2 separate regions of the Homo sapiens genome follow, and region 2 is linked to region 1. Evidence: chromatin loops called from intact Hi-C (ENCODE). Cell type or tissue: Calu3. All regions are shown on one strand. Links, peaks and the distances in the headings refer to the core of each region. The heading gives the core; the rest is flanking DNA. Region 1 overlaps ANKS3 (ankyrin repeat and sterile alpha motif domain containing 3). Region 2 overlaps NAGPA (N-acetylglucosamine-1-phosphodiester alpha-N-acetylglucosaminidase).

Evidence for each region. A loop is a pair of places that touch in the nucleus more often than their neighbours do. Peaks named below come from ENCODE experiments on the same cell type or tissue, not always from the same donor. Only the 100,000 strongest peaks of a DNase experiment are listed, where the experiment ranks them.
Region 2: a loop joins it to region 1, with 2.8 times the contacts of the local background. A loop is called at or near these places in 2 of 110 quality-filtered maps.

Annotation. Positions count from the first base shown.
Region 1 is chr16:4,708,719-4,720,186 of GRCh38, reverse strand. It overlaps ANKS3 (ankyrin repeat and sterile alpha motif domain containing 3), which reads left to right. Exons shown (of 18, transcript NM_133450.4): 7 at 6,001-6,136. Among named protein-coding and RNA genes, the nearest start is that of ANKS3, 20 kb to the left of the region's middle. RefSeq lists enhancers at 935-1,536, 1,537-2,139, 5,266-5,905, 5,906-6,547 and a silencer at 1,385-1,679. In Calu3, for the core only: no CTCF peak of the experiment used is centred there; no DNase peak of the experiment used is centred there.
Region 2 is chr16:5,019,069-5,030,536 of GRCh38, reverse strand. NAGPA (N-acetylglucosamine-1-phosphodiester alpha-N-acetylglucosaminidase) reads left to right here. Exons shown (of 10, transcript NM_016256.4): 4 at 44-152; 5 at 1,529-1,657; 6 at 2,352-2,557; 7 at 2,644-2,691; 8 at 3,158-3,259; 9 at 3,339-3,402; 10 at 4,852-5,693. The coding sequence ends at 5,059. It overlaps SEC14L5 (SEC14 like lipid binding 5), which reads right to left. Exons shown (of 16, transcript NM_014692.2): 16 at 11,380-11,468. Among named protein-coding and RNA genes, the nearest start is that of NAGPA-AS1, 8.9 kb to the left of the region's middle. RefSeq lists an enhancer at 891-2,090 and a silencer at 4,835-5,129. In Calu3, for the core only: CTCF peaks have their summits at 5,361 and 5,708; DNase peaks (open chromatin) are centred at 5,036 and 5,706.

The DNA of each region.
Region 1 (11,468 bases), core at 3,778-6,277:
TGGCCTTTTTTTTTTTTTTTTTTTTGGGGTGGGGTCTTGCTCTGTCCCCAAGGCTGGAGTACAGTGGTGTGATCTCAGCTCAGTGCAACTTCTGACTCCCAGGCTCAAGCAATTCGCCTGGCTCAGCCTCCCGAGTAGCTGGGATTCCAGGTGTGTGCCACCATATCCAGCTAATTTTTGTATTTTTAGTGGAGACAGGGTTTCACCATGTTGGCCAGGCTGGTCTCGAACTCCTGACCTCATGATCTGTCTGCCTCAGCCTCCCAAAGTGCTGGGATTACAGGCGTGAGCCACTGTGCCTGGCCAGGATGTTAGACTTTTTGGCTCCCTGGCCATTTGGGTTTCTTTTTCTGCAAATAATTATTTTTGTATTTTTTATTTATTTTTTTTATATAGGGTCTTGCTTTGTCACCACACTAGAGTGCAGTGGCCTGATCATGGGTCATTGTAGTCTCAACCTCCTGGGCTGAAGTAATCCTTCTGCCTCAGCCTCCTCAGTAGCTGGGACTACAGGCACGCACTACCACGCCTGGCTGTTTTTTTTTTGTAGAGACAAAAATCTCACTATGTTGCCCAGGCTGGTCTTGAACTCCTGGCCTCAAGCAATCTTCCCACCTTGGCCTCCCAAAGTGCTGGAGTTACAGACCTGAGCCACCATGCCCGGCCAGATAATTCTTTGACAGATAATCCTGCTGACATGAACTAGACTTCCTTAAGACACATCATAGAATCAATAGCCCAGAACCATAAAGAGCCTCTACTTGTAAGTTTAGAGTCATTTTAAGTAAGGTAGAACTGGAGATCATAAGAGATATGTACTCTTATAATTTTTGATTGTATGTTTGTTTCTTTTTGAGACAGAGTCTCACTCTGTTTGCCCATGCTGGAGCACAGTGGCGCGATCATAGTTTGTTGCAGCCTCAACCTCCCAGGTTCAAGGGATCCTTGCAACTCAGCCTCCTGAGTAGCTGAGACCACAAGCGCATGCTATCACACTAGCTGATTTGATTTTTTTGTAGAGTTGGGGTCTCACTAAGTTGCTTAGGCTGGTCTCAAACTCCTGGCTGCAAGTGGTCCTCCCACCTTGGCCTCCCAAAGCGCTGGGATTACAGGCAGGAACCACGGTGCTTGGCCAACAATTTGCATGCCTTTACCACATTCCCCAAATGTTAACATTTCACCTCATTTTCTTATCAGTCTCTTTATGTATAACATGCATATGTTTTCTGAATCATTTAAATGTAAATTGTGACATAATGCCCCTTTTCCCCTAAATATGTATTTCCTGAGAGTAAGAATTTCATTATGTATTTCCTAAAAGCAAAAATGTTCTCTTTCCCAGTCACACAAAATTATCAGACTCAGGAACTCAACACTGAGTTCTTCCTCCAGCACTTGACAAGAATCAAAGTGTTGGTTAGTGACTGCTTTGGGGGATGGGGCAGGACTGGCAGCAGGTGGCCCGATGGCCTGGGTGGTTTGCCTGCCAGCGATGCTGGTGGGCAAGCCCTGCCTGGAAGCTCCTCTCTCCCACGTTTTTCCTGCCGCCCAGTAGTTAGACCACCTGGAGCCAGAGGAGGGGGCCCACCCGGTTTCCCAGCCTGTCCCTCCAGAGCTGGGCTCCATTTCTGGAGGTAGAGAATGGGGCAAGTCTGGGCATCTTGTGCTCTTTGCTAGGGGAGGAAAGGGCTGTGGCTGCTTTCCTTGTCCCCCATTTCCCTTCTGCCAGTGGGGCCAAGCCCCAGCAGCTCAGTCAGGAGAAGAGGATATGGATCTGTCTGGGCCTCTCTCTTTAAGAGAAAGTTGATTCGTGCCTTCCGGATAGTCTTGTTCCAGGGTTTCTAAACTTTCTGATCCCACCTTCATGTTAAAATGAGTTTTGATCATGTGTCTCTTTAGTAATATGGACATTATAAAATAGGAAAAAAAAGTCTCTTAAAGCCTAAGTAGTTAAAAATTTATTTTCACATCAGGCATAGTGGCTCATGCCAGTAATCCCAGCACTTTTAGAGGCCAAAGTGGGAAGATCGCTTGAGGCTGGAGTTGGAGACCAGTCTGGGCAATACAGTGAGACCTTGTCTCTAAATTAAAAAAAAAAAAAAAAAAAAAATTGGCCAGGCATGGTGGCTCATGCCTGTAATCCCAGCACTTTGGGATGCCAAGGCAGGTGGATCACCTGAGGTCAGGAGTTCAAGACCAGCCTGGCCAACATGGTGAAACCCCATTAGCGGGGCGTGGTGGCGTGCCCCTGTAGTCCCAGCTACTTGGGAGGCTGAGGCGGGAGAATCACTTGAACCCGGAAGGCAGAGGTTGCAGTGAGCCGAGATTGCGCCATTGCACTCCAGCCTGGGTGACAGAGTGAGACTCCGTCTCAAAAAAAAAAAGCCAGTTGTGGTGTGTGTTTGTAATCCCAGGGAGGCTGAGAAGGGAGGATCACTTGAGCTGGGGAGGTCAGGGTTGCAATGAGCCAGTGTAATCCAGCGTGGGCCACAGAGTGAGATTCTGCCTCAAAAACAAAACCAAAAATATATAACGAGTTAAAATCCTACAGTAAAGAGGCTACTGTTTTATTCTGGTTAAACCTTAGGGTTCCTTCTATCAAACTTAAACTAGAATTTTTTTTTTTTCTTGAGATGGAGTCGCCCTCTGTCGCCCAGGCTGGAGTGCAGCAGCTTACTGCAATCTCTGCCTCCCGTGTTGAAGCGATTCTCCTGCCTCAGCCTCCCGAGTAGCTGGGATTACAGGTGTGTGCCACCACTCCCAGCTAACTTTTGTGTTTTTAGTAGATACAGGCTGGTCTCAAACTCCTGACCAGGCTGGTTGTTGGCCAGGCTGGTCTCAAACTCCTGACCTCAAGTGATCCGCCCACCTCAGCCTCCAAAAGTGCTGGGATTACAGGTGTGAGCCTCTGTGCCCAGCCAAGAAATTATTTTTTATTTTTGAGATAGAGTCTTGCTTCGTCTGTTGCCCAGGCTGGTGTGCAGTGGCGTGATCTTGGCTCATTGCAACTTCCACCTCCTGGACTCAGGCAATTCTCCTTCCTCAGCTTCCTGAGTAGCTGGGAGTACAGACGTGTGCCACCACGCCCGGCTAATTTTTGTATTTTTAGTAGAGATGGGGTTTTACCACGTTTTCCCACATTGGCCAGGCTGGTCTTGAACTCCTGACCTCAGGTGATCCACCCGTCTCGGCCTACCAAAGTGCTGGGATTACAGGCTTGAGCCACCGTGCCCAGCTTATAAATTATTGTTATTATTTATTATTATTTTTTTGAGATGGAATCTCAGTCTGTCGTCGAGGCTGTAGTGCAGTGGCGCGATCTCAGCTCACTGCAACCTCCGCCTCCTGGATTCAAGGATTTCTCCTCCCTCAGCCTCCTGAGTAGCTGGGATACAGGCACGCACCACCACACCTGGCTAATTTTTGTATTTTTTAGTAGAGACGGGGTTTCACCACATTGCCCAGGCTGGTCTCGAACTCATGACCTATGATCCACCCACCTTGGTCCCCCAAAGTGCTGGGATTACAGGCGTGAGCCACTGTGCCCGGCCTATAAATTATTTTTTAAGGCACAAAGTCTCATAGGTAATTTTTAATCAGAGTCAAAAGTAGGATGGGGGGCACTCTAGAAAGTAAAACTCCTTATACTTTGTGAAAACACAGTTTTTTGTCCTGTATCCCTGCCCAGAGACCACCTCTGCCTCCCCCACCAACTACATATGGGGGTCAAGGTTGAGGCCCCCTGGTCTAACGGGAGAGACAGTTGCCGTATGGGTGGTAGCAAAACTCCTTAAGGGTTGTGATTTTTTTTTTTTTTTTTTTTTTTGAGTTGGAGTCTCCGTGTGTCGCCCAGGCTGGAGTCCAGTGGTGCGATCTTGGCTCACTGCAACCTCCACCTCCTGGGTTCAAGCGATTCTCCTGCCTCAGCCCCCCGGAGTAGCTGGGACTGCAGGTGCCCACCACCACGCCCGGCTAATTTCTTTTTGTATTTGTAGTAGAGATGAGGATTCACCCTGTTGGCCAGGCTGGTATGGAACTCCTGACCTTGTGCTCCGTCCACCTCGGCCTCCCAAAGTGCTGGGATTACAGGCATGAGCCACGGCGCCTGGCTGTGCCTTTTTTCTCTTAATGATGTTTTGTGCACCCTAGTCCGTGTCACCGCAGGTACTCCCACCCACCACGTAAATGGGCGGGAGGCGCTCTGTTTTCTGGATATGCTCTCACGTAGCTCATTAATCTCTTATTTTAAGTTCCTTCTGATTCTCACTATGCTGAATGCCACAGTGAAAATTCTAAATTGTAGTGTATGTCCTGCATTATTTCCTTAGGCGCCGCTGCACTTCAGCCTGGGTAACAGAGCAAGATCCTATTAAAAAAAAAAAAGCAAACATGCTTATGGTAGTACATTTTAAAAACATAGAAGATTGGAAAATTGGAAAAATCCCCATCAAAAATAGTAAATAACTTAAAAATAGCAACATTTTGGGTATGTTACCTTCCAATATTGTTTTCTGTGTAATTTTTTTGGTCTCATTTTGCCGGAGTTGTAATGTATATGTAGTTTTGTATCATGATCCTTTTTTATTTTTTTGAGACAAGGTCTCGCTCTATTGCCCAGGCTGGAGTACAGTGGTGCGATCTCAGCTCGCTGCAGCGTCAAGCTCTGGGACTTAAGTGATCCTCCTGCCTCAGCCTCCTGAGTAGCTGGGACTACAGGCATGTGCCGCCACACCCTGCTAATTTTTTATTAAAGATGCTCCCCCTTTCCGGGGTCCCGCCTCCTCCTCTGAGCTTTGGCTCTGGCTTCCCTGCCTCCCCCAGCTGCCTGGTCTGACAGGAGAGAAGGACAGTTACAGTGTACAGTGACACCAAAAACATGCTGTATTGATTATAGTTTATTTTTTTTTCTTGTAGAGGTGGGTTCATGCTGTGTTGCCCAGGTTGTTGTCCAACTCCTGAGCCGAGCGATCCACCTGCCTTGGCCTGTCAAATGCTGGGATTACAGGCATGAGCCACCTCACTTGGCCATGATCCTTTTTCAACTTGATCATACAGCTGTTTGTAAATATCACCATCTATGGCAATAACAGAACTGACTGCTTATCCCCCTGAGCATTCAAGTTTTCTCTAGGTAGGTTTTCATTATTGTGAATATGCTGTGCCAAACATCCTTTTTTTTTTTTTTTTTTTTTTTTTGAGACAGAGTCTCACTCTGTCTTCAGGCTGGAGTGCAGTGGCATGATCTCAGCTCACTGCAGCCTCCGCTTCCCGGGTTCAAGCAATTCTCCTGCCTCAGCCTCCCGAGTAGCTGAGACTATAGGCGTTCACCACCACGCCCGGCTAATTTTTGTATTTTTAGTAGAGACGGGGTTTCACCATGTTGGCCAGGATGGTCTCAATCTCCTGACCTCGTGATCTGCCCACCTCGGCCTCCCAAAGTGCTGGGATTACAGGCATGAGCCACCGCACCCGGCCTGTGCCAAACATCTTTGTGCACTAAAGCCTTTTCTGTATTTAGGGTTATTTCCTTAGGGTCATGGAAGTGGAATTGTTGCGCTGCAAGACCTGTAAATACATTATAGAGCTTTGGATCAAAGTTACGAATTCTGCTTCAGAGGATGGTGCTTTCATTCTGACTGGTTTAAAAGGCTGCTTTCTTTGAAGACAAGCGAAGTGAGTGGGACACAGCCCAGGCGCAGAAGGTGAAGGCTGGGATCTCCGCATGGTGGCTGCCAGCCCCCTGCAAGGGAGGTCATGAGCGTGGGAGATGACTCCCCAGCCCCCAGCCCTCCTCATCCTTGTCCCTAAGAAGAGAGTGAGAGCAAAACTTGTGGCTGCGGTGCAGACAAGCCTGCCTCTTTCTCATGCAGATGTGATGTTTCCCACACAGGGAGGCAGTCAGAAACCAGCATATGCCCTTCTGTCTTCCCAGCCAGCAGCCCAGGAAGGGCAGGTGCTTTGAAGGAGAGGCCCCTAACCCCCTTTCACGGACATTCACAGGGAGTCAAGGTGGACGCGAGAGACCACAGTGGAGCCACAGCCCGGATGCTGGCCAAGCAGTACGGACACATGAAGATCGTGGCCTTGATGGACACTTACTCGCCCTCTCTGCCCAAGAGCCTCTATCGGAGCCCAGGTACCCACACCTGCCAGCCGCGCCCTGCTGGGGTCTCTGGTTGCCTTGAGCTTTAGGTGACCTGGCAGAGAAAGATGTCCCCCGCTTCCCCGGCTCCCACCTTCTCTGAGATTTGGCTCTGCCTCCCCCAGCTGCTTACATGTCAAGGTTGAGGCCCCTGCTCTAACAGGAGATAAGGATGGTTACGATGGAGAGTGGTACAAAACCAGGCTGTTGTGAATGTAGAGGCTTTCTGTAGTATGCTTGACTACCGAGTAGGGGCAGGCCCCTCTTAGTTTTCTGTTTTCACTGTTTCCTGAGCTATGGCTTGTTCATTCTTCTATATGAACTTGAATATCAACTTGTCTAGCTCCTTAAAAACAGTATTGATATTTTTACTGAGATTGTGACAATGTATAAATTAACTATATCTTTGTGTTGTTGTCTTATCCAAGAACAAGGGATGACTTCTTGTTCCAATGTACTTTTGGGTCTTGCAGGAGGGTTTTAAATTTTTCTTCATCTACATTTTGCATGTGACTTAAGTTTATTCCTAAGTGTTTGATCATCTTTGTCGCTATTGTAAATGGGGTTTTCCCTATCATTATATCCTTTTTTTCCCCCCAACTCTCAGGGTATTAATTATTCAGTGCTATTTATTTTTTATTTCAGTAGGTTTTTGGAGAACAGGTGGTGGTTGGATACGTGAATAAGTCCTTTAGTGGTGTCATTATATCGTTTCACTGCATATTGTCAGTGCATTTGAAGGCAGTGGATTTCTGCAAACTTTTGTTTTTTTTTTGATACGGGAGTTTCGCTCTTGTTGCTCAGGCTGGAGTGCAATGAAGCGATCTTGCCTCACCGCAACCTCTTCCTCCCAGGTTCAAGCAATTTTGCCTCAGCCTCCCAGGTAGCTGGGATTACAGGCGTGCACCACCATGCCCGGCTAATTTTTTGTATTTTCAGTAGAGATGGGGTTTCTCCATGTTGGTCAGGCTGGTCTAGAACTCGCAACCTCAGGTGATCCACCCATCTCAGCCTCCCAAAGTGCTGGGATTACAGGTGTGAGCCACTGCACTCAGCCCTGCAAACTAATTTTATATTCTGCTACCTTACAGAATTCTTACATTGTTCAGGTTAGTTTTGTTATTGATTCTTTAGGGCTTTACAGGTGTACTAACATATAATCTTTAAGTATCGATGGATACACTGCTTCCTGCTGATTCTCATGACTCTGACTTTGTTGAATTGCACCGTTCTTTTGTTTAGTTGCTAACACCTCTAGCTCATTGTTCAACATAGTGGAGATAGTGAGCCTCCTTACCTTGGTCCTGATCTTAGTGGAAATGCCACGTTACATGAGAGGCTGACTGTAAAAGGGAAGGCATATGTTATTTTAGCTTATTAACAAAGTATTCCTCAGTTCTTCTATTCCTGAGTGGTGTTTTACAGGAGTAACTATTGAATTGTGTTCCCATATCTTTGGAGACGATGGTGAATTTTCATATGGTAGATTGTCTTCATGAACCTCCTAATAATGAATCAACCTTACATTCTTGGCATAAATCCCACATGTTGTACTATTTTAATGTGTTTTTGAATTCTGTTTATTAATATTTAGTATTTTTCTATGGATATTCAGTCATAAGTGATACTGGTCTATAGTTTTCTTTCTTCTTTTTTTTTGTTTTTGAAATGGAGTCTTGCTCTGTTGCCCAGGCTGGACTGGAGTGGCGAGATCTCAGCTCACTGCAACCTCCGCAACCTCCGCCTCCTGAGTTCAAGCAATTCTTCTGCCTCAGCCTCCCGAGTAGCTGGGATCACAGGCGTGCACCACTACACCCAGCTAATTTTTGTATTTTTAGTAGAGACGGGGTTTCACCATGTTGGCCAGGCTGGTCTCGAACTCCTGATCTCCAGTGATCCGCCTGCCTCAGCCTCCCAAAGTGCTGGGATTACAGGCGTGAGCCACCGCTCCCGGCGTGGTCTATACTTTTCTATTTTTGTTCTGTCTATCAGGTATGGGTATCAGTGTTTACTTCATAAAAATAATTTGGAAGTTTTCCTTCCTTTTTTGTGTTCTAGGACAATACACGTAGCATTAGTGCTACCTGGTCTTAGAAGTTTTGATAGAATCCTCCCATGAAACCATCTGGTCTCTTTCTGTGAGGTGGTTCCTCGATAACAGTTTTTCTATTTCTTCTATAGAGATTGGCCTCCTCATACTTTCTTTTCTTATGGGGTCAGTTTTGGTAAATTATATTTTCCTGAGAGATCACTTCATCTAGGATTTCAGACTTATCTGCAGAGGTCTACAAGATAATATTTTCTCCCTTTTTTTTTTTTTTTTTTTGAGACAGAGTTTCACTCTTGTTCCCCAGGCTGGAGTGCAGTGGCTCGATCTTGACTCACCGCAACCTCTGCCTCCCGGGTTCAAGTGATTCTCCTGCCTCAGCGTCCCAAGTAGATGGGATTACAGGCATGCGCTACCATGCCTGGATAATTTTATGTTTTTAGTAGAGACAGGGTTTCTCCATGTTGGCCGGGCTGGTCTCAAACTCCCGACCTCAGGTGGTCTGCCCACCTGGGCCTCCCAAAGTACTGGGATTATAGGTGTGAGCCACCGCACCCGGCCAATTTTTTTCTCCTTTTAAAATATTCTGTTTCAGGGCCAGGCGCGGTGGCTTATGCCTATAATCTCAGCACTTTGGAAGGCCGAGTTGGGCGGATCACCTGAGGTCGGGAGTTCGAGACCAGCCTGATCAGTATGGAGAAACCCCATCTCTACTAAAAATATAAAATTAGCTGGGCGTAGTGGTGCATGCCTGTAATCCCAGCTACTCGGGAGGCTGAGGTGGGAGAATCCCTTGAACCCGGGAGGCAGAGGTTGAGGTGAGCCGAGATCGTGCCATTGCAGTCCAGCCTAGGCAACAAGAGCGAAACTCTGTCTCAAAAAAAAAAAAAAAAAAAAAATTCTGTTTCAGGCTGGGTGCAGTGGCTCATGCCTGTAATCTCAGCACTTTGGGAGGCTGAGGCGTGTGGATCACTTGAGGTCAGGAGTTCAAGACCAGCCTGGCCAACATGGTGAAACCCCGTCTCCACTAAAAATACAAAAATAAGCCAATGTGGTGGTGTGCGCCAGCTACTCTGGAGGCTGAGGCAGGAGAATCACTTGAACCCGGGAGGGGGAGATTGCAGTAAGCCAAAATCACGCCACTGCACTCCAGCTTGGCGACAGAGCGAGACTCCATCTCAAAGAAAAGTAAATAGATAAAATAAAACAAAATAAAATACTCTGTTTCAGTGGTTATTTTCTCCTGTTATTATCTTTTTTTGGCATGGAAAATATTGATTTATTTTTTGTGACAGGGTCTTGCTTTGTCACCCAGGCTGGAGTCCAGTGACCCAATCTCGACTCAATGCAACCTCCGCCTCCCAGGCTCAAAACGATCCTTCTACCTCAGCTCTACGAGTAGCTAGGACTGTAGGTGCACCCTACCACGCCCAGCTTACGTTTGTATTTTTTGTAGAGAGGTGGTTTTGCCATGTTGACCAGGCTGGTCTCAAGAGTCCTGAGCTCAAGCAATCCACCCGCCTCAGCCTCCCAAAGTGCTGGGACTACAGGCATGAGCTACTGCACCTGACCTGGAAAATATTTATCTCATTTTTAATTGACACAAAATAACTACATATTTATGGGGTACAGTGTGTGATGTTTTGATACATGTATACACTGTGTAATGATCAAATTAAGGTGATTAGCTTATCCATCACCTCAAACATTTATCATTTCGAGGTGAGAACATTTAAAATCATGTCTTCTAGTAGCTATTTTGAGGTATAAGCTGTTGTTCCGTATAGTCACTCTACTGTGAACACCAGAACTTCTTTCTTCGATCTGTAATTTTACACCTATTGACCAATCTCTCCCACTACCTCCCCACCCCCAACCTCTGATAATCACTATTCTACTCTACATGTTTGACATGAGCTTTTAAAAATCCTGTAAATGGGTGACATCATGTAGTCATGTAGTCTTTTTTGTTGTTTGTTTGGTTTTTGAGACAGGTTCTCGCTTTGTCACCCAGGCTGGAGTGTGGTGGCATAATCTTGGCTCACTGCAGCCTCCAATTCCTGGGCTCAAGTGATCCTCCTATCTCAGCCTCCCGAGTAGCTGGCACTACAGGCACCTACCACCACACCTGGCTAATGTTTTATTTTTTTGTAGAGACGGGGTCTTGCTATACTGACCAGGTTGGTTTTGAACTCCTGGGCTCAAGTGATCCTCTCGCCTTGGCCTCCCAGAGTGTTGGGATTACAAGTGTGAGTCACCACAACAGCTGGCATTTGTCTTTCTTTTCTATGTCTGGCTTATTTTACTGAACATAGTCTCTTCCAGGCTTATTCATGTTGCCACAAATGATCAGATTTCATTCTTTATGTCTGAATAATATTCAATTGTGTATATAAACTCATTTTCTGTCTTCGTTCATCCACTGATGGACACAGGTTGATTCTCTATCTAGGCTACTGTGAATACTGCGGCAGTAAACATGAGGGTGTAGACATCTCTTTGGTATACTGATTTCCTTTCTTTTGGATAAATACCCAGTAGTGGAATTGCTGGATCTCATTTCTTATATTTTTTAATTTTTTTTTTTTTTTGAGATGGAGTTTCGCTCTTGTTTCCTAGGCTGGAGTGCAATGGCACGATCTTGGCTCACTGCAACCTCCACCTCCCGGGTTCAAGCGATTCTCCTGCCTCAGCCTCCCTAGTAGCTGGGATTACAGGCATGTGCCACCACGTCTGGCTAATTTTGCATTTTTGGGAGAGACAGGGTTTCTCCATGTTGGTCAGGGTGGTCTCGAACTCCCGACATAAGGTGGTCCACCCGACTCGGCCTCCCAAAGTGCTGGGATTACAGGCATGAACCGCTGCACCCGGCAAAAATTTCTTCTATTAAAAAAAATAGAGACAGTGTCTCAGTATGTTGCCCAGGCTGGTCTCAAACTCCTGGGCCCAAGCGATCCTCCCACCTCAGTCTCCCACAGTGCTGAGATTATAGGCATGAGCCACTGCGCCCGGCCTCACTTCTTATTTTGAATATTTGTGTTTGTTCTTTTTTTTTTTTTGAGACAGAGTCTCGCTCTGTTGCCCAGGCTGGAGTGCAGTGGCGCGATCTCGGCTCACTGCAACCCCCGCCTCCCAGGTTCAAGCGATTCTCCTGCCTCAGCCTTTTGAGTAGCTGGGACTACAGGGTGCCCACCACCACACCTGGCTAATTTTTTTTTTGTATTTTTAGTAGAGACAGGGTTTCACTGTGTTAGCCAGGATGGTCTCGATCTCCTCACC
Region 2 (11,468 bases), core at 4,204-6,703, 310 kb before region 1:
GCCTCCCAAGGGGCGGTGATCAGCCAGGCTGCTTTTCCTTCAGGTTCCTTTAGCAAATTTGTGAATGTGATATCAGCCAGGACGGCCATTGGCCACGACCGGAAAGGGCAGCTGGTGCTCTTTCATGCAGACGGCCAAACGGAGCAGCGTGGGTGAGTCCTGGGAGCTGAGGCCCCCCGGCCGGGGCTCAGTCCTGCTAGGAGGAACGTTGACCCAATGACAGCCACCCTCTGACTCTACCTGCTTTCTGGGATGTTGACACCTATCTGTCCCCCCTCCCAGGGCCCCCTCACCTTCCCACAGGATGAGGGTTCTGAGATCTTTGCCGATTCCAAGAACTCATCATCTTCAGCTTTAGGCCTCACCTTTCCTGAACCCTAGATAGGATACAAGGAAATGGTCACAAAGTGAGCAGGGAGAAGATCTTGGTTCCAATCCCAGCTTAGCCATCGATGACTTGTCTACCCACCTATGCCGTAGACAAGTCCCTCGGCCTCCCTGAGCCTCATTTCTAGCCCCTGTAAAGAGAGTGTTTTGGTTTGCTCTGGTTGCATAACCAGCACAAATTTAGCAACACTCAGCAGGGAATGTTCTTTTGTTTGTTTGTTTCTTTGAGACAGGGTCTTACTCCGTCGCCCAGGCCAGAGTGCAGTGGTGCAATCTCAGCTCACTGCAACCTCTACCTCTCAGGTTCAGGTGATCCTCCCACCTTAGCCTCCCAGGTAACTGGGATTACGGGCACCCGCCACCACACCCAGCTAATTTTTGTATTTTTAGTAGAGATGGGGTTTCATCATGTTGGCCAGGCTGGTCTCGAACTCCTGACCTCAGGTGATCCATCTACCTCGGCCTTCCAAAGTGCTGGAATTAACAGGCGTGAGTCACCGCACCTGGCTAATTTTTGTATTTTTAGTAGACACAGGGTTTCATCATGTTGGCCAGGCTGGTCAACTTGGAATGTTCTATGTTCAGGGTGTCCCATGGACAAAACCAAGATGCTGGTTAGGCAGGGCTCTTCTCTTATCTGGAAAGAATCCTCTTGTTTAGGTTGTTGGAAGAATCCCCGTCGCCTCCTCAGTTGTGACTGAGGTCTTGGTTTCCCTGCTGGCCGCCATCTGGGGCCTCAGCTCCTTCAAGCTGCCCAGGTTCCTTCCCATGTGTGTCCTCTCCCCCAGTTGTCCGGCCACCCTCTCATCCCCCTCGTATTTCAAATCTCACTTCCTATTCTGTCACCAGCCAGAGAAGGCTCTCTGTGTTGAACACTCCTGTGATTCCAGTGGCTGCACCCAGATCCTCCGGGCCGTTTCCCCTCCCTTAAGGATTCCTATGCCATGTAACAGCACAGGCATGGGTGTGATCTCACGTGTTCACAGCTTCCGGGGGCTAGGATGAGACATGCTTGGGGGCGGGGGCCACTTAGAAATGTGCCTGCACTGTGGGCGTGATGCTCTGCACTGTGGAAGGAAAAGGAGTTAAATGAGAAATGATGGTGGGCGCTGAGCCTGAGCAGCGCCGCTTTGTGCCGCAGCATCAACCTGTGGGAAATGGCGGAGTTCCTGCTGAAACAGGACGTGGTCAACGCCATCAACCTGGATGGGGGTGGCTCTGCCACCTTTGTGCTCAACGGGACCTTGGCCAGTTACCCGTCAGATCACTGGTAAGCACGTGAGAGCCGCCTTCGTGAGGGCTGAAGTCCAGGTCTGCCCCAGCCTGTCTCATTCAGCCAATATTGAGTGCCTGCTATGTGCCAGGCCCCGGGGGTTCAAGAGAGCAGAAATTGCTGCAGTCCCTCCCCCAGGATGCCAGTACTACCCAGGCCTAGGAGCAGGGTCAGTTGGTCAGCAAAGACCTCCCTGAGGATGACAGAATAAGAACTGAGATCTGAAGGAGGTGGTAGCTGGGTGGGGGTGGGAGAGCCTTCCGGGCAGAGGGCACCACATGTGAAAGGCCCAGGGCTGGGAGGGATTGTAGGGAGCGGAGGAACCTATAAAAGACTGGAGAGGGCTGGGCACAGGGGCTCACGCCTGGAATCCCAGTGCTTTGGGAGGCCGAGGTGGGAGGTTCGCTTGGGCCCAGGAGTTTAAGACCAGTGTGGGCAACATAGACCCTGTCTTTATGAAAAAATAAAAAAAAATTAGGCAGGCGTGATGGTGCACACCTTACGGTTACAGCTGCTCAGGAGGCTCGGGTGGAAGGATCGCAATACCTCATCTCAAAAATAGATAGACGCCATCTTGTAGGTAGGTAGGTAGACAGGTGAGAATGGAGAGAGGGGTGGTTGGGGGCAGCCTGGAGGGAGTTGAGGGGCCGTCTGGGGGTGTCCTCTCCTCACACATCACATCCCTCTACAGCCAGGACAACATGTGGCGCTGTCCCCGCCAAGTGTCCACCGTGGTGTGTGTGCACGAACCCCGCTGCCAGCCGCCTGACTGCCACGGCCACGGGACCTGCGTGGACGGGCACTGCCAATGCACCGGGCACTTCTGGCGGGGTCCCGGCTGTGATGAGCTGGACTGTGGCCCCTCTAACTGCAGCCAGCACGGACTGTGCACGGAGAGTGAGTGGGGGTTCTGGGGAGGGGGCTCTGCCCAGCCCTGCCTTGCCCTAGGCCCTCACCTGGCCTCCCCGGTCTTGTCTCGGCAGCCGGCTGCCGCTGTGATGCCGGATGGACCGGGTCCAACTGCAGTGAAGGTAGGAGCTGCCACGCCACTAGCGGATGGGGAGACGGTGGCCCCCGGCAGCCCCCACTGCTCCTCTGCTGCTTCTGTCTCCACCTTCTGGTCTGGGAAATGCTTGCCTCTTGTCTTCTGCCCCGGCCTCACCTGCACATCACTGTGTGACTCCCCTGTGGCTGCTGCGGCCCGTTCCACAAAGGGCTCGGCTAAAACAAGGGTCCCCGGGCTCTGGCTCCAGGGCCCACCTCAAATCCAGCACGGTCTTATCTTGAGATCCTAACTGCAGTGCCTCTGTAGAGATTCTGCTTCCAAATAAGGTCACGTTCAGGGGCTAGTCCAGGGAGGGCAGGGGGTGCTTCACCTTTAGCCCGGCTCTGTACACATGGGCAGGGGCAGGTATCCTGTCCTGTCGAGAAAGGCTCTGACACTGGAGGCCCCAACCTTTCTCCTCCCTCCTCCCTCCTCCCATCTCCTTTCCATAGAGTGTCCCCTTGGCTGGCATGGGCCGGGCTGCCAGAGGCCTTGTAAGTGTGAGCACCATTGTCCCTGTGACCCCAAGACTGGCAACTGCAGCGTCTCCAGAGGTACCTATCCCTCCAAGGGGAGGGGTATGGGCAGACGCTCCTGCTCCGGCCCCTTCAGCCTGTCTCTGGTATGTTACAGTAAAGCAGTGTCTCCAGCCACCTGAAGCCACCCTGAGGGCGGGAGAACTCTCCTTTTTCACCAGGTAGGTGCTTCTGTGGGAGCTGGGGCCAGGGCGGGAGGAATCCCCCTTCTCTCCCGCACCCTTCCCCTGTGAGGTCCATCTCTGCCCTTGTCCCCTGCCAGCTCCCTGCCTTAGAGGAAGCGGGACCAGCTCTCCCCACTGTCTGCTTTGGGGACCCTGGAGCAGAGCCCAGGGCCTTCGAGTGCCCAGCCTCTGTTGTCAGCATCCCCCACTGGAGCTCAGAATGCAAACTGGGCTAGATGAGATCCCAGGGTGGGGGCAGGAGGTTTCCTCATTCTGTCACCCAGGCAGAAGTGCTGTAGTACAGTCAGCTCACTGCGATCCTCCCGCCTCAGCCTCCCAAGTAGCTAGGACGACAGGCACGTGCCCCCATGCCCGGCTAATTTTATTTCTTACTGTTTTTTAGAGATAGGATCTCACTATTTTGCACAGACGAGGTGCACAGTCCTGGGCTCAAGTGATCCTCCCACCTTGGCCTCCCAGCCCCCATGCCCAGCATCCAGCTGTGTTTTATTTGGCTTACATAATTTTTAAAAAGTTAAAATATATCAGCAGCATCTAAAAATCAGTAACATTCACATTTTTTTAAACTTTTTTTTTTGAGACGGGGTCTCACTCTGTTGCCTAGGCTGGAGTGCAGTGGTGCGATCTCAGCTCACCACAACCTCCGCCTCCTGGGTTCAGGCAATTCTCCTGCCTCAGTCTCCTGAGTAGCTGGGATTACAGGTGCCCGGCTAATTTTCATATTTTTAGTAGAGACAGGATTTCGCCATGTTGGCCAGGCTGGTCTTGAACTCCTGACCTCAAGTGATACGCCCGCCTAAGCCTCACAAAGTGCTGGGATTGCAGGCATGAGCACCACGCCCAGCCTTAAAAACCTTTTTAATGGCTTCTCTTAAAATATCAGGCCAGGCGTGGTGGCTCACGCCTGTAATCCTAGCACTTTGGGAGGCCGAGGCAGGTGGATCACTTGAGGTCAGGAGTTCAAGACCAGCCTGGCCAACATGGTGAAACCTGGTCTCTACTGAAAATACGAAAATTAGCCAGGCGTGGTGATTCGAGCCTGTAGTCCCAGCTACTCGGGAGTCCAAGGCAGGGGAATCGTTTGAAGCCAGGAGGCGGAGATTGCAGTGAGCTGAGATCATGCCACTGCACTCCAGCCTGGATGACAGGGCGAGACTCTGTCTCAAAAAAAAAAAAAAAAAATCAGGAGATGGGGCAGCACGGACCTGCATTGTACGTCATGACTGCCTCTGCTGTTCCCTGCACATGTCTTAAATGTTGCCCCATCCCCACCTAGTCCATTTTGCTCATAACATTCCCTGTGTGGTCCCTGGAGGCACCTGATTTAGTGCTATCTATGCCGGGTAGAGGGAAGCCCCTCCAGTGCTACCCAAGCCCTGAGCCCACCCAGCAGTCCCCCACTTGGGGCTTCTCTCCTGTCTGCAGGACCGCCTGGCTAGCCCTCACCCTGGCGCTGGCCTTCCTCCTGCTGATCAGCACTGCAGCAAACCTGTCCTTGCTCCTGTCCAGAGCAGAGAGGAACCGGCGCCTGCATGGGGACTATGCATACCACCCGCTGCAGGAGATGAACGGGGAGCCTCTGGCCGCAGAGAAGGAGCAGCCAGGGGGCGCCCACAACCCCTTCAAGGACTGAAGCCTCAAGCTGCCCGGGGTGGCACGTCGCGAAAGCTTGTTTCCCCACGGTCTGGCTTCTGCAGGGGAAATTTCAAGGCCACTGGCGTGGACCATCTGGGTGTCCTCAGCCCCTGTGGGGCAGCCAAGTTCCTGATAGCACTTGTGCCTCAGCCCCTCACCTGGCCACCTGCCAGGGCACCTGCAACCCTAGCAATACCATGCTCGCTGGAGAGGCTCAGCTGCCTGCTTCTGGCCTGCCTGTGTCTGCTGCCGAGAAGCCCGTGCCCCCGGGAGGGCTGCCGCACTGCCAAAGAGTCTCCCTCCTCCTGGGGAAGGGGCTGCCAACGAACCAGACTCAGTGACCACGTCATGACAGAACAGCACATCCTGGCCAGCACCCCTGGCTGGAGTGGGTTAAAGGGACGAGTCTGCCTTCCTGGCTGTGACACGGGACCCCTTTTCTACAGACCTCATCACTGGATTTGCCAACTAGAATTCGATTTCCTGTCATAGGAAGCTCCTTGGAAGAAGGGATGGGGGGATGAGATCATGTTTACAGACCTGTTTTGTCATCCTGCTGCCAAGAAGTTTTTTAATCACTTGAATAAATTGATATAATAAAAGGAGCCACCAGGTGGTGTGTGGATTCTGAATCATGGACTTAGGTCACTGCTAGGGCTTAGCAGGTGTGGCTTATCCTGAAACAGAAGTCACAACGGCATCCTGGAGCCAAGTCCTGTTCCCTGCTTGTTTAATCCAGTGCTTATCAAACTTTAATATGCCACAGGTCACGAGGAGATCTTGTTAAAATGCAGATTTGGGCCTGGGGTGAGGCCAGCAATTCTGCGTTTCCAACAAGCTCTCTGACGATGCTGATGCTTCAGGTCCCCAGACCACACTTCTTGTCTTTCTTAGAAACAGGGTCTCGCTCTGTTGCCCTGGCTGGAGTGCAATGGCACGATCTCGGCTCACTGCAATTTTGACCTCCTGGGCTCAAGTGATTCTCCCACCTCAGTCTCTCAAGTAGCTGGGACTATAGGCACATGCCACCATGCCCAGCTAATTTTTAAAATTTTTTTTGCAGAGAAGGGGTGTCACTGAGTTGCCCAGGCTGGTCTCAAGCTCCTGGCCTCAAGTCAACCTCCTGCCATGGCCTCCCAAAGTGCTGAGATTACAGGTTCGAGCCACTGCGCCTGGCCCCTGACCATAATTTGAATGACCAGGGCTTAGTTTTTCCTCACAGTATTTTTATAGAATTTAAATTAGTTACCCATGTTTAAAAGTCAAGAGATTTTAAAATAAATAAGGGCGGGGGTGCAGTGGCTCACGCCTGTAATCCCAGCACTTTGGGAGGCTGAGGTGGGCGGATCACCTGAGGTCAGGAGTTCGAGACTAGCCTGGCCAACATGGCAAAACCCCGTCTCTACTAAAAATACAAAACAGGCATGGTGGTGGGAGCCTGTAATCCAGTTACTCAGGAGGCTGAGGCAGGAGAATCGCTTGAACCCGGAAGGTGGAGGTTGCAGTGAACTGAGATCGCACCGCTGCACTCCAGCCTGGGCAACAGAGCAAGACTCCATCTCAAAAAGTCCAGAGATTGACAAAAATTCCAGCTTGCTGGTTTCTCTTTAAAGATCTGGCAGCCCTGGTGGGCGCCTGCACAAGTCACCAGGCCAGCTCAGATTCAGGGAGAAGGGAAACGGGCTCTGCCTCTTAAAAAGGAGCTGCAAAGTCAGGCGCCTTAGAGTCATTCAGGTGTATTCCTAAGAGCAGTTCCCAAGCCTGGCTGCAGATCCTGGAATCTACAGGGATCACTCTCAGTCTGACGCCACGGCCACGATGATGGCCATGATGACCATCCTGAAATGACCCTTGGCCTGAGAACCATGACCTCTGAGGGGACATCTCTGTTGTGCTGGCGGCTAAGTTGGAAAAGTGACAGTCCTGTGCACTGGAATCCAGGCCCAGAGGCAGCAGTACCTGAAGAGGGCCTGTCACAGCAAAGTTAGAGGGGTCCCAGGTCAGGTGACTCAAACATGCCAAGCGGTGTGAGTCCTGTGGCCCCTGGAATTTTTTTTTTTTTTTTTTTTGAGACAGTCTCATTTTGTTCCCCAGGCTGGAGTGCAATGGTGCAACCTCGGCTCACTGCAACCTCTGCCTCCCGGGTTCAAGCGTTTCTCATGCCTCAACCTCCCAAGTAGCTGGGATTTCAGGCATGCACCACCATGCCTGGCTAATTTTTGTATTTTTAGTAGAGGCGGGGTTTCACTATGTTGGCCAGGCTGGTCTCGAACCCTTGGCCTAAAGTGATCCACCCGCCTGGGCCTCCCAAAGTGCTGGGATTACAGGTATGAGCTGCCGCACCCAGCCTGTAATTTCTTTTTAATTTGTCATTGTGTTATTGATTTTCTTTGCCTGCCCGACATCCAGTCTCTCTTCTAGCAACAGCCCTGTCTTAGGCTAGGATTCCCCAGATGCAGAAACTAAGACAAGGAGGTGAGAGCAAGTACTTTATTGGGGAGGCGGCCCCAGGAAGCACTGGTAGAGGACAGGGAGGGAAGGCAGCCTGTGCAGAGTGCAGGAGTGAGCAAGTCTATACTGTAGGCAACAGGGGCTCAATCCTGCTGGGGGCCTCTGGGACAGTTGGTAGAACAGGTCTTGGTTGCACCACACAAGGGCGAGGAAGCTGGGGTATTTATCAGCCAACACCCATTCATCATTGGTTGAGGGCCGCTCCTGGGGGTTGACTCCCTGGCAGTGCCAGTCTGCCCTACCCAGAGACCGAATGTGCCCTGGCAACCACAGGGAGCTGTGGGAAAGTTGCAACATCTTGTGACCTGAAGCCTTCCATGGTAATGAGAGTGCCCGGGGAGGTGGCCACTTCTGCCTCCTGCTCCACGTCCTATCTAAGGTCTGCCGTCCAAAATCTAAATGCCTGAGCCCCAAAATGTGCCTCTCCTGTAACAGTACAAGTGTCACACGTTTTGGGTTGCCGGAGACCCCAAAACCCAGGAGCCCTGGCTGTGAGCCTCTAGCGTGTTGCTATCAGGGTAGTACCTCTCCCCCATTCTCCATCCAGGTGGTTTGGGTGGCACTGTCTTCTCACCCCAAGTTGCAGGTGGGCCTGAGAGATTGGTCCAGAGTTAGGCACCTGCCCCGGGTCAGCCCGTCAGAGCCCATCGTGGAACTTCTGCTGCAGCTGGAAGAAGAAACTCTCTCTGCTGGGACTGTCTAACTTCCAAGGTTAGACACAAGGAGGGCCACAAGGTGGGCCAAGGTGGGCCACAAGGAGGAGGAACGGAAACCAACTCTTCTCCAGTGTGGAGAAGACCTGATCAGAACCAAGAGATGGAGCGGGTGAGCCAGTGTGGAAAACGACTAGACTGAGGGTGTTGGGGTGGGGGTGGGGGGACATGATTTGAATGCCTGGATCCAGCTATACCTGAAGCCAGCCAGATCATTCTTGGACTTCCGAATTACATGAACCCATAAATTCCCATTTTTTGCTTGAGGCAATTTGTATTGGGTTTTGGGGTCTCCGGCAACCCAAACGTGTGACACTTGTATTGTTACAGGAGAGGCACATTTTGGGACTCAGGCATTTAGATTTTGGACGGCAGACCTTAGATAGGACATGGAGCAGGAGGCAGAAGTGTCTGAGATTCCAGTACCAACCTATGGTGCTGGTGGGGACACAAATATACAAGAGCTAAAGTCATCAAACTGCAGGCAAGCCGGCTGGGGATTCATGTGCTCCGATCCCAGCAGCATAAGGGTCCCCTCCCCCACCCACAGTAGTGACTCAAGACCCCCAGGCACAGGCACGGTGGTCTTGGACTGCACACTGAAGTCTCTGCAGCTCAACTGGGAACCCTGAGAGTTCCACATGCTGGGCCATCGCCATGGTGACACGTCTCAGCTTCTGGGGTGCTCTGCACAGAACTTTAGTATTCGGAAAGACCCCAGAAAGGTTCCCATCCTGGCGTCAATGGGTGGGCTTTCAAGGACTCTTTGGGGCCCCAAAACAAATGAAATTCGTGTGTGTGTCCTGAGTTCTCATGGGATTCTCCAAGCAGTCTGTGTCCGGAAAAAAAAAAAAATCCTGGCTTAGAGGTTTCAAATTGTGCTTTTTGCCAGCTTGGGCAACATGGCCCCGCCGCTACAAAAAAATACAAGAATTAGGCATGGTGGCGCACACCTGTGGTTCCAGCTACTTGGGGCTGAGGTGGGAGGGTCGCTTGAGCCCGGCAGGTTGAGGCTACAGTGAACCATGATCATGCCACCGCACTCCAGCCTGGGTGACAGAGTGAGACCCTGTCTCAAAAAAAAATGTGACTTTTGGGGATCCGCATTCCTCCAAAATGCCTTGTTGGGGGCTGGGCACTAAGGGAGGCAGGGAAGTGAGAGGGAGAAGTTGGTAGCCACAGCCTCTGACATCCCTGGAGGCCCTGGGCTCCCTTCCTCCCAGGCCCTACCCCAGCTCCCACTGCAGCTGCTTGCGTCCAACCTGGCTCCGCAGAGGTCCCAGGGGTCTGTGCCCCAAGAACTGATCCCAGAGGCAGCCTCTGGGCCACAGGGAGCCCTGGGCATGTTTTGCTCGCTCTGGGTCCAGGCCCCAGGAGGCCTCCAAGGAAAGCGCTGTGGCTGAGACAGGCATCAGCAGGGCCCCACAGCTCAGGCCTGATCCCAGCTCCCGCCCACCCTCCGGAGCTCCATCTTCCCCCACAGGGCTGTTCTTTCTCGATACCCGCCGCACCCACGAGTCAGCTGGCTGTTCCTTTGAAACCCGCCACCCACAGTTCCAGAGAAATCCACGGAAGAGTCACCGCCCATGAACACACGCAAGTGCAAGCCGCCTCCTCTCCCCTGACGAGCTGTGCTGGGCAGGGCTGGGGAGCAGAAGCTGGGTGGACAGATGGCCCTCGTGCCATCACACAAAACACCACACCTGCTCTGCTCTCACAAATGACAACCCCAGCCACCAGCTCCAAAACGACGAAGGCTTTTCAGAGTCCCAGGATCTGTGTGGCAGCCAGCTCCACTCTCCGTGCCCCAAGAGAGCTCACGGGAAGGACAGGTGGCACCCTGGACAGGGTTCATCACAACCTTCTGACGTCAGGACTGTGGCTGTTTTGGGATGCAGCTCTCCAGGACACCAGGTCTGGCACTTTGGTAAAACCCCAGGGGGAGGGCAGGGCAGCCCAGGAGAGATGGGCACCAGGGATTTTCATATCTGTTTAATGCAGATATAACTGTGTATCTGGTTAGCTATTGTATGCATACATAATAAGTTGAGTAGCATGCCCCAAAATTCATGTCCATCCGGAACCTTAAAATGTGACCTCGCTTGGAAGTAAGATCTTTGCAGGTGGAATTAGTTAAGGATCTCAAGACGTTATACTGGACTTAGGATGGGTCCTAAATCCAATGACTGGCATCCCTACAAGAAGAGGAGACACAGAGAGAGAGGAAGGCCATATGATGATGGAGGCAGAGACTGGAGTGATGCAACCACAAGCCACGAGGTGCCACTAGACACTGGAAGAGGCAAGGAAGGGTCCTCCCCTACAGCCTTCAGAAGGAGCAGGGCCCTACCTCCATGGTGATTCCGGACTTCCAGCCTCCAGAACATTCCTGTTGTTGTTGTTGCTGTTGTTGTTGTTTTGAGACGGAGTCTCACTCTGTCACCCAGGCTGGAGTGCAGTGACATAATCTTGGCTCACTGCAAGCTCCGCCTCCCGGGTTCACGGCATTCTCCTGCCTCAGCCTCCCGAGTAGCTAGGACTACAGGCGCCCGCCACCATGCCCGGCTAATTTTTTGTATTTTTTAGTAGAGACGGGGTTTCACCATGTTAGCCAGATGGTCTCAATCTCCTGACCTTGTGATCCACCCGCCTCGGCCTCCCAAAGTGCTGGGATTACAGGCGTGAGCCACTGCGCCTGGCCTATTTCTGCTTTATATATAAAAATTGTGATCCTCCCTCACACGGCCCAATAACCAATCTTGAGAACCTTAACTAATTACACCTGCAAAAACCTTATTTCCAAATGAGGTCACATTCTAAGGTTCTAGGTGGACATGAATTTGGGGACATGCTATCCAATCCATTACATATGTATACAATATATATGATACACAATTATACCTGCATTAAACAGATATGCAGCCCCTTGGGGGTGATATCACTCCGGTTGCAAATGCTCTAAAGCAAGGGTGTCCAATCTTTTGGCTTCCCTGGACCACATTGGAACAAGAAGAATTGTCTTGGGCCACACATAAAATACACTAATGATAGCTGATGAGCTGAAAAAACAAAGAAAACACACACACAAAAAACCTCAGTATTTTAAGAAAGTTTACGAACTCGTGTTGGAGCACATTCAAAGCAGTCCGGGGCCGCGTGCAGCCTGCAGGCCACAGGCTGAAC